Linked DNA regions of Homo sapiens: regions 1 and 3 are each linked to region 2. The links are chromatin contacts, found by Hi-C in ENCODE. All regions are on one chromosome and are shown on one strand. The core of a region is the stretch at or near the end of the contact, and the rest is flanking DNA. Distances in the headings are between cores, read along the strand shown. Region 1 holds the start of EDEM1 (ER degradation enhancing alpha-mannosidase like protein 1). Region 2 overlaps GRM7-AS3 (GRM7 antisense RNA 3). Region 3 holds the start of BHLHE40 (basic helix-loop-helix family member e40).

What was found. Hi-C counts contacts between places; a loop is a spot of excess contacts on that map. Pooled maps may share reads with other maps.
Region 1: a pooled map shows a loop between it and region 2 (4-fold over the local background). The contact joins the promoter of EDEM1 here to the enhancer-like site in region 2. A Hi-C loop is called at or near these places in 3 of 37 single-sample maps with no recorded cell type and 2 of 50 pooled maps.
Region 3: a loop to region 2 is called in a map with no recorded cell type, with 19 times the contacts of the local background. The contact joins the promoter of BHLHE40 here to the enhancer-like site in region 2. A Hi-C loop is called at or near these places in 2 of 37 single-sample maps with no recorded cell type and 1 of 50 pooled maps.

The regions. Positions count from the first base shown.
Region 1 is chr3:5,186,338-5,189,161 of GRCh38, reverse strand. It overlaps EDEM1 (ER degradation enhancing alpha-mannosidase like protein 1), which reads right to left and starts at 1,455. Exons shown (of 12, transcript NM_014674.3): 1 at 848-1,455. The coding sequence starts at 1,356. RefSeq lists an enhancer at 467-516 and silencers at 667-956, 1,007-1,176, 1,417-1,826.
Region 2 is chr3:6,678,157-6,681,062 of GRCh38, reverse strand. All of the region lies in intron 2 of GRM7-AS3 (GRM7 antisense RNA 3), which reads left to right. The region is part of intron 1 of LOC105376944 (a long non-coding RNA gene); the gene reads right to left. Among named protein-coding and RNA genes, the nearest start is that of GRM7-AS3, 130 kb to the left of the region's middle. Within about 2 kb of position 1,307, at least 2 of the 41 ENCODE cell types and tissues checked have a DNase peak (open chromatin) inside an H3K27ac peak, as active enhancers do.
Region 3 is chr3:4,978,061-4,980,826 of GRCh38, reverse strand. It overlaps BHLHE40 (basic helix-loop-helix family member e40), which reads right to left and starts at 1,390. Exons shown (of 5, transcript NM_003670.3): 1 at 1,029-1,390; 2 at 796-865; 3 at 419-526. The coding sequence starts at 1,108. BHLHE40-AS1 (BHLHE40 antisense RNA 1) reads left to right here and starts at 866. Exons shown (of 3, transcript NR_125916.1): 1 at 866-1,032. RefSeq lists enhancers at 407-1,001, 1,109-1,258, 2,559-2,678 and silencers at 1,409-1,468, 1,679-2,448.

The DNA.
Region 1 (2,824 bases), core at 206-2,705, 1.5 Mb after region 2:
ACAGGTAAGAGGTCCTTAGCTGGGTGTACTGCCCTCTTGGACTTTGATGTCAACAGTGGTGACCCTTGGAGCTCAGCCTTTGCAAACAAGGCTGGTGAACAGGGAAGACTGCCTGACCTTCCCGGACAACCACGCCACCAGAGGCGGGGGATTTATAGACAGATCGTACAGGGCGATGACGTTGACAGTCAATCTGGCATCCAGTGAATTTCACCTCAAGTATCTGGACCCCAAAAGTGGGCCACATAGCTTCCCTCCCCACCACCTAACTATCCTCAGCCTAAGAAGCAGCCCCTGTGAAGGAGAGGCTGTAACCCCGTTCTGCCTCAAACTCAATGGACGGCTTTGGAGAAGTCAACTATAGGCTTTTTACATAGAAAAGACGTGGGTGTGGCAATGTGATAGAGGTGGGGGTGCGAGGTAAAGGCTTGTTCTGAGGCTGCGTTTACACGGGGGGCATGATGGAGATTTCATTTAGAGTTTATGCTCATCCGGAGGAAGGGGTCGGATGGAAGTGGAAAGCCCTCCAAGCCAGCCCTTGGCACTGCCACTGTCCCTTCTGGTCCTGGACCTCAGTATCCTCACGCGTAAGACACTGAGCTGGACAGCAGTTCTGAAGTTTGGAGATTCCGGGAGAATCAGGAGAGGAAGGCCACCGGCCCACCCCGCACCCTCAAGCTCGGGGGTCTTCACAGGGACTCACACGGGACAGGGCGCGGGAGCGCTGCCCGGGACCCTAACGGCCCTGGCGCCCTCGGGGGCCCCGGAGGACAGAGGGCTGCACCCCGGCGCGGAGGGCGGAAGGAAGCGCGTGGGCGCGCGGCCCCGGGCGGCGGGGGCTACTCACGGGTCCCCGCGGTCGGGCCCACGGCCGCGGCAGTGGATGGGGTTGAGCTCGTCCTGGGGGAAGGCGTGAGCCATGTAGTTGTCGTAGCCAAAGACGAACATGCCCCGTGCCAGGTCGCGCATCTGGGCACGCAGCTGCGGAGGGAAGGCGCCGCTGTAGCGCTTCTCGTACTCGTCCGGGCCGCGGCCCCGGCCGCCCAGCACGTAGCCCCAGTTGGCTGGGCCGCACATCCCCGGCCCAGGACGCCGCGGAGCCTTGCGCGGGCTCTGCGCTGCCCCGGTCCCCGGCGGCTGCAGCCACGACGGCCCGGATACCCCCCCAGGCCGGCCCACGGGCCCCGAGGTGGGCGACGCGGGGCCGTCGGGGCTCCTCAGACGCTGGAAGCCGAAGCTGAGCGGAAAGCGCTGGTAGAAGCCCATGCTGGGCCCCAGCCCGAAGACGAGCCACAATACTCCATGGAGGCCAAGCCGGAGGAGCACCAGCCCCAGGACGAGCGCTCGCCATTGCATGGTCGCGCGGGCGCCGCGGGCATTATTTTAAAGCGCGGGGGCCTCCCCGCCGACCACCGCACCCCGCGCTCGCCCCGTAGCCCGGCTCGCTTCCCCTTTAAGGAACTCCCCCGTGACGCACCAGGAACTAGCCCATCGTCCCCAACCCCCAGGCTCTCCGGCGGGCCGGCCAGGCCCCACGGTCGCCCGCCCAGTGGCCCGGGATTGGCCCGGCCTGGGCCCGGCCTCGCGGGGCGCGGCCCAGGACTCCCTCCCACGCAGTAGGCCGCCAGGACGTCCGCGACGCCCCGAGGCCCCGCCCCTCACCCGGGCCCCGCCCCAACTCCCAAGCCCCGCCCCCCTGGGCGGTCCGTAGCCCGATGGGCTGGCGTGGCGAGCAGGAGCCGCGCCGGCCCGCGAGGGAACTTCCAGCCAATGGGAGAGCGGCACGGCAGCGCCCGCCGGACGCTGGACACAGACGTGACCCCAGACCGCCTGGCCTTGGGTGGATCGGGTCTCTGGGCAGAGCGTGTGTCCGGCAGAGCTAGGACCGGAAAAAGCCACTCTAGGTCTAGGTTAGGAGTGATGACAGTTAAAAGATATATAAGGAAAAGAAGGAAAGGATCGTTTCTGTATAAAACGAGCTATTTTTGCATATCGAGCGCATAAGTTTTATAACTTAGGTGTCTGTTTATGGAGAGGGTGGGATACTACCTTTTAGCTCAAGGAGTGCACAAAACGGTATCATGAATTCTGCTCTTTTGATTCAAACACCCAACTTTGAAGAATCGCTCATGGTGCTTGTAAAACACGTATCCCCAGATCCCTCCCTAGACCTATCGAACAACTCCAACGGTCTCGGGAATGTGCGTGTAAGTACTCTTGGACAGTTCTTAGAAACTGGAAGTTTCAGGAAATACAAAGTTATGTTATATTGCTTTTGTCTCGGAAATAGGATTTTTTTAAAAGGGGGGGGCGGGTTGGGGGTGGGAATGAAGGCTCCCACCACCACCAAATTATTTACCAGATATATCTAAACATGTCTTCTCCTGTCCCTCCCATCCTACCATCTCTCCTGTGCACCCGCAATTAGTGACCTAACCTTTGAGGTGTGGGGTAGATTCCCAGTTAAATAACTTTACCCCTCTGTATCTACTTCCTATAATTAAGAAGATTGCAAATGTTAGCTCTAAAGGGCTATGGCTTTCACATAAAGATTCAATGGTTTAGGCGCTTATTTATTTTGCTTGCTGCATTTGGAGTTGGCTGTAAGTTTTGCCCTCCCTAAGTTTAGACCCTATGCCTGTTTCATCAGGGTTTCTGAAAAGCTTGGGAAGCAAGACCTGACTAGACCCCCAAATCTGATATTGGCTGAATGGCCGACCAATGGAGTGCATAAGAAGGTAAGTTGTCATGTGGCACTCTCATCACATTTTCAGGGTAGAGGACTTTCTGAAATACAGAGGAGGTGTAAGGGGAACTAAGAAAA
Region 2 (2,906 bases), core at 58-2,557:
GAGGCTGAGGCAGGAGAATGGCGGGAACCCGGGAGGCGGAGCTTGCAGTGAGCCGAGATCGCGCCACCGCCCTCCAGCCTGGGCAACAGAGCGAGACTCCATCTCAAAAAAAAAAAAAAAAAAAAAAAAAGAAAAGAAAAGAAAAAAAGAATAAAGACCAAAAACAAAGCACACAAATGCTCAAAGCTGGGATGGGGGTTGGGGAAGTCTCTGGTGGTCTAGTCTAGATTCCTCGTCTTAAATCGGGAGGAATAATAATAATATGGCCAAGGTTATTTTCTTACTGAGCCAGGAGCAGAACTTAATCTGCTGAGTTGAGTCATGGGTATTTTTCAACAACACCATTGTGGCAAAAATTTACTTTGCTACTGAACTTTTCCATTTTCTCTCTCTGGCCACAGAAAAGTTAATCACAGGCTCTCTGGGTCACCTTTGGTGACTTGGTCTGTGACTCTCATGCTCCTGCGTGCATGCCCTTATTTATAGTAGAAAACAACTATAAACTGCTCAGTGGAGACCAAGGCCATCTAGGCTGCGCTGGTGGTGGCTTGGCTAATTCACTACCCTTTGCCTCTGGCTCCTCAATTATGGAGTAGAATATGTTTCATCTTTCCAGAGACCTTTGACAGTCTTAGCTGAAAAGCCTCTGAGAAGTGAAGAGCATTACTGTGCCCTGCAAGTGAAAACTCCACCATTCTGCAAACTATCTCTGTATCTGGAAATGAAACTGAAATTCACAGCTGTCATTGGTCTAAGTCATATATTACCCAGCAGTTTATTTCCACAGGCACAGCCAAATTTGCTTTGCAGTTTATGAGCTCTACGCACTTGGTTCTCTGTGGAAATAACAGTATATGTGAGAAAGAACAATAGATTTGGGGTTAAGAGTTCTGCCTTTGAGTCCCAGTTCATCCACTTACTGCTTGTGTGCCTATAGGCTGCTATTCCAACTCTCTGGGCTTCTGTTTCCTCCTTTTAAATAGCCTTAATGCTGCTTATGTCAAGATATTCTCCTCCAGTGTTTGCTATTGACACTGTATTTTTCATCTGCCTCAGTGTAGAAGTTATCTTTTCACTTTCCCAGTGTTCATAATTTTTTCCCTTTTCTAAGACCACTAATTTTTCATTTTGCTGTCCATGTGGCCCCAAGGAATGCGACTCTACTCTCAGCTCTTCCAGAAGAGTATGTGACCATGCTGAAGCCAATGAGCACACTCAGTGCCCTCTGGTCTCAAAAACTGGGTTCAGTTGACATGTGAACCAATGCACTAGCCCAATCGGATGGTCCCAGGACTGGCCAGTCAATGCTGCATCCAAGAGTTTCACTTCCTCTTCACTTTGCAAGGAACAAGATACATGAAACTGTTATGACCATTTGCTTCCACAAGAGACACCAACTTGAGGACAAAACTGACACACTGAGGTGGCAGAGCTGAAAGAACCGGCGCCTGGGAGCCACAATTAACTTCTGGATCAAACCACACCTAAAAGCAACTTTATCTCTGTAATTTTCAGTTATCTGAACCAGTTCTCTTCATTGCTTAAACAAGTTTGAGTGTGTCTATTTATACACCAGGAAACCTAATCATGTGGGCTAATATAAACATTGTGGTCACGACCATGTTTTCTAAGCAGCCAACTTTTCACACATTTTAAAAAATATTATTTATAATTTGCTCCATTCCAAAAACCTTAGCATGGGATGTTGTTTAGACAACCAATGCTAAAGGTTCTTTGAATACTGAGGTTAAATGTATATATGTGTGTGTGTTTGTGCATTTAGTAAACTGCGAAGTACAAATCTAAAATATCATTGTTTCACAAAGCAGTGAGTCTTAAGGAAACGCACTGATCTTAGTTTTACTTTATTTGAGGTAAATAAACTAAAGGAATCTGTAGGTCTTATTCCTCAAATAGTGAGAACACACATATATGAAATTTCATAGAGTTCATGGACAAACCTCAGAAGTCATTTATTATGTCTTCAGGACTGATCTTTTAGAATTGATTCTCAATGTATAGTTTATGGGCACATAACAAAGATTTTTAAAACCACACATTGTCCTAAGCACCAATGCACTCTAAGAATTCCTCTATTGAATATATCTTATTAGAAACTCCCATCTCTAAGCTCTATGAGAATTCAGTCAAAGCTCCATTACAATTAAAGCCACAATTAGAGATGTTCAGCTGAAGTCGATGGTCCCATGCTTTTCTTGTGACCTGCCTTCACATTTCTCCTTAAATTATTTCATAATAAGGTGGGGAAATGTTTGATGGCTGTCTAAAACACAGATTGAAGTGGAAACAACCACAATAATTGAATTCAAGATTTTATTCATGGAGTCATTTTATATCCTTTTGAAAGCAACTCAAGAGATTCCTATAGCTCCTTCTTCCAATCAAACCTCATAAAGGAGAGGGGAGAGGGCAGCAGACAAATATGGGAAGAGGTTACAGGTTTAGTGTGGGTAACAAAGTTATTTCCATCCTTCCCCCAACTCATCCACTACAAACCTTATGCCACAAAAAAGTCTTCAGCACAGAAAAGCAACAGTGAATTTATGATGCAAGCTTGGGCCAACAGCTGAAATTATGGAGTCAGGAAAACCATGATTTGAATTCCAATTTTCCCACCTTCTTTCTATTTAACATGGGGAATTTTCTTAATTGATTTCTAACTGCTACCCCTGCTTTTGCTATTTCCTTTCTCTTTAAAGCCTTTTCTCAACATCCTTCTCATTGCCTGTGCCTCTCCAGCTATGCCAAAATGTGCTAGCATGTTCTTCCCTAATGGACTGCCTGTAACAGTCATCCTCAGACAGTTACAGGGCTCACTCCCTCACCTTCAGGCATTTGCTTCTATCTCACAGTTTCGTGGAGGGAAGCCCTGACCACCATGTTTA
Region 3 (2,766 bases), core at 141-2,640, 1.7 Mb after region 2:
AAAGGACAGGCCGTAAAAATCACACACCAAAGCAAGTCCCCTTATTTGACAACAACAACAAAAAAGGTGGGGGGAGTGGTAGAGGGGAAGGGGTAAATAAAATGTGTGTGTTTCTTGGCGTGTTCCTTTAAGTGAGAAAAACTAGGGAATCCTGAAAATCACCAGAAGTTAAACTCCTGAAAAGGAAGGCCAGTTGGTGTTGGAGCCAACTTGGAGAGGTCCAAGTGGTTCTCGCCTCATTTGCATGAGTCAGCCAGAAAACGCCAGGACTGTGGAGGAGGACCCCACCGCAGAGCCACCCGCCAGCTCTGATCCGCCAGTCTGGTCTGCAGTTCCCCGCGGAACCTGCAGGCGGCGAGTGACCCGCCCGCCCTCTGGGCAAAGGACTGGGTTGGAAAGGGGCCAGCTTCTCACTTACTGTAAGTTTGAGATGTTCGGGTAGGAGATCCTTCAGCTGGGCGATGCACTCGTTAATCCGGTCACGTCTCTTTTTCTCGATGAGCCGGTGCGGCAATTTGTAGGTCTCCTGCAAGACGCACGGGGAGGCGGTGGGCGCTTGGGGAAGGAGATGAGAAGCCTATCCTCCCAGCCCCGCAGCAACAGTCCGGCAGAGGAGCAGAGTAGCAGAGTAGCACCCAGAACCATCGTCTGCCCTTTCTTTTCCAAGTCACTCAGAAGAGGCACCGAGCCCACACCCTGCATCCCCTCGCCAACCTCAAAGCGAGAAAACTTTTCTTGGAAACTCAGCGCGCGCGAGGGGCTGAGCGCAGGGTCCCTAGGGGTGCACTTGCTTACCTTGCTGTCCTCGCTCCGCTTTATTCCCCGTCTTGACTTGTACACTTGGTACATGTGGGCAGGGTACATCCTGCAGGAAGAGAGACCAGGAAGGGTCGTGACTGCTTGCGCACGGCTGCAGGCGTTCTGCCGGGCAAGAACCTCCCGGTGCGCCCGGAGCTGCTCCAAGTTGAGAGTGGCGCATAACATGGGGCTGCAGTTGAGGCTTGAAGGGCCAAGGAGTGCCAACTTACCCTGGTAGGTCTCCGTGCTCCAGTCCCGGTGCTTTGGGCAGGCAGGCGGGGGGTGGTTGCGCGCTGGGGATCCGCTCCATGGCGCGGCGAGCCGGGGCCACTGCGCGCTCCTGTCTGCACTAGCGGAGCGTCTGGATGAGGACTGCCCTGGAGAGGGCTTCGGGGGTCTCTCCGCAGATGTTCCTCTGAGTCTGAGCTCTTTGAAATCCCCTGGGCTGCTGGAATCTTCGGCTTTGAGATGCAGCTTCAGTTGGGGGCGTGCATGGCCCGGTGTCCCCGCGGCCTCTGGCTCCGACTCAGCGCACAGACTGGCGGTGTGTGCTCCCTGCGCGGTCTGTCTGCGCCGTGCGAGCCAAGTGAATGAGAAGTGGGGCGGGCGGGGAGGCGGGAGGGAGCGGGTGAGGGGGGGGCGGTTAGGGCGGAGTGGGGGGGTGGGGGGGCAAGCCGAGGAGTAATGGAGAGGCTGCGGGCTGGGTTAAATGGGAGCGAGTGGGTGGGTTGGAGCTACGTGTTCTACCCTGTGACTCCAGGCACGTCTGGCCACTGCCGGGGAGGGAAGGAGCGACCTGCCCGCCCTCCCCCGGCTTCATCACATGAGTCTCACGTGTTGGACAACGCTCCGGCGGCTGCTAGGGAGCCCCCACCCCCAGCCCCGGCCCCCAGGTGTCTGCGGCTGCGGCCGCCTTTCCCCGAAGAGGGGGTGGCAGCACGACCTGGGTCCTGCCCAGTTGGGTGGGGGGCGCGGAAGCTGGAAGGGACGGGGGTGCTGGGGGAGGGGGAGAAGTTGGTAACGTGGGCGAACCTGCCCCAGGGAAATGAAGTAAGTTCCCGTCTCCTGGGAGGGAACGGGGGAGGACGGATCCGCCCGCGTCTGACTCAAGCCGGGAGAGGAATATCCCCTTGCTAGCTCCAGCCCAGCCCTCTTCCTCCTCCCCCGCCCGGCCCGCTTGGAGGAACCGGCGCGCTGCGGAGGGAGTCGCCCGGCCCCCCAGCCTTCCCCAGAGGCTGGGGTTTCTTTCCGTCCTGGCTTCCCTGCCCCCACTGCTCACCCTCGCGTCCAGGAATTGCCCGCCTTGGGGAGGGACCGAGGGGCGGGGCGGATGTCACCCCATGGGAAGCGGGCCGACGGCCAAGCGCAGGGGCAGCTGAGGCTGCCGCCGAGCACGCCGCGCGCACCTGACCGTGGAGGGTGTGAGCCGAGGGCCCCTCGCTCCCAGGAGCTCCGCTCCTGGGCACAACCTGCGGGCGGGCGGGCACCCGGTTGCGCAGCCCCCTGGGTGCCCCAGTGTCACCCCCTTCCTCCCGGCCAGTCAAGCGCAGAAAGATACCGGGCGCTGTGCCCGGCGCTCCCTCCCTCCTCTGCCCCCTCCGGAGCAGAGGCGCCCCGGTCGCCTCCCCTCCGGCTGCAGCGTTACACAACCGCGGCGGCGGCGCCTGCCCTGCAGCAGCGCAGGGCGTGACGCTTCACGTGGCCGGGCTCAGGTCGTAGCACCGCGGACCGCGAGCCTCTCTGCGTTGACCCAGGGACTGAGACCCCGGGGACGTGGCGTGCCAGCCCGGATCGGCCCTCTCCCTGCCTGTTGGGAAGTTCGGCGGCGCTGTTCGCGGTCTGCACCCAGGGCAGGAGGGATGAGAGAGACAAGAAAAAAAAACCGCCTGTTACAGGGAAATCTTAGCAATCATGCGGTCGACACGTATTTCTTGAGCCCCCTGCTCTGCACTAGGCGCTGCACTAGTT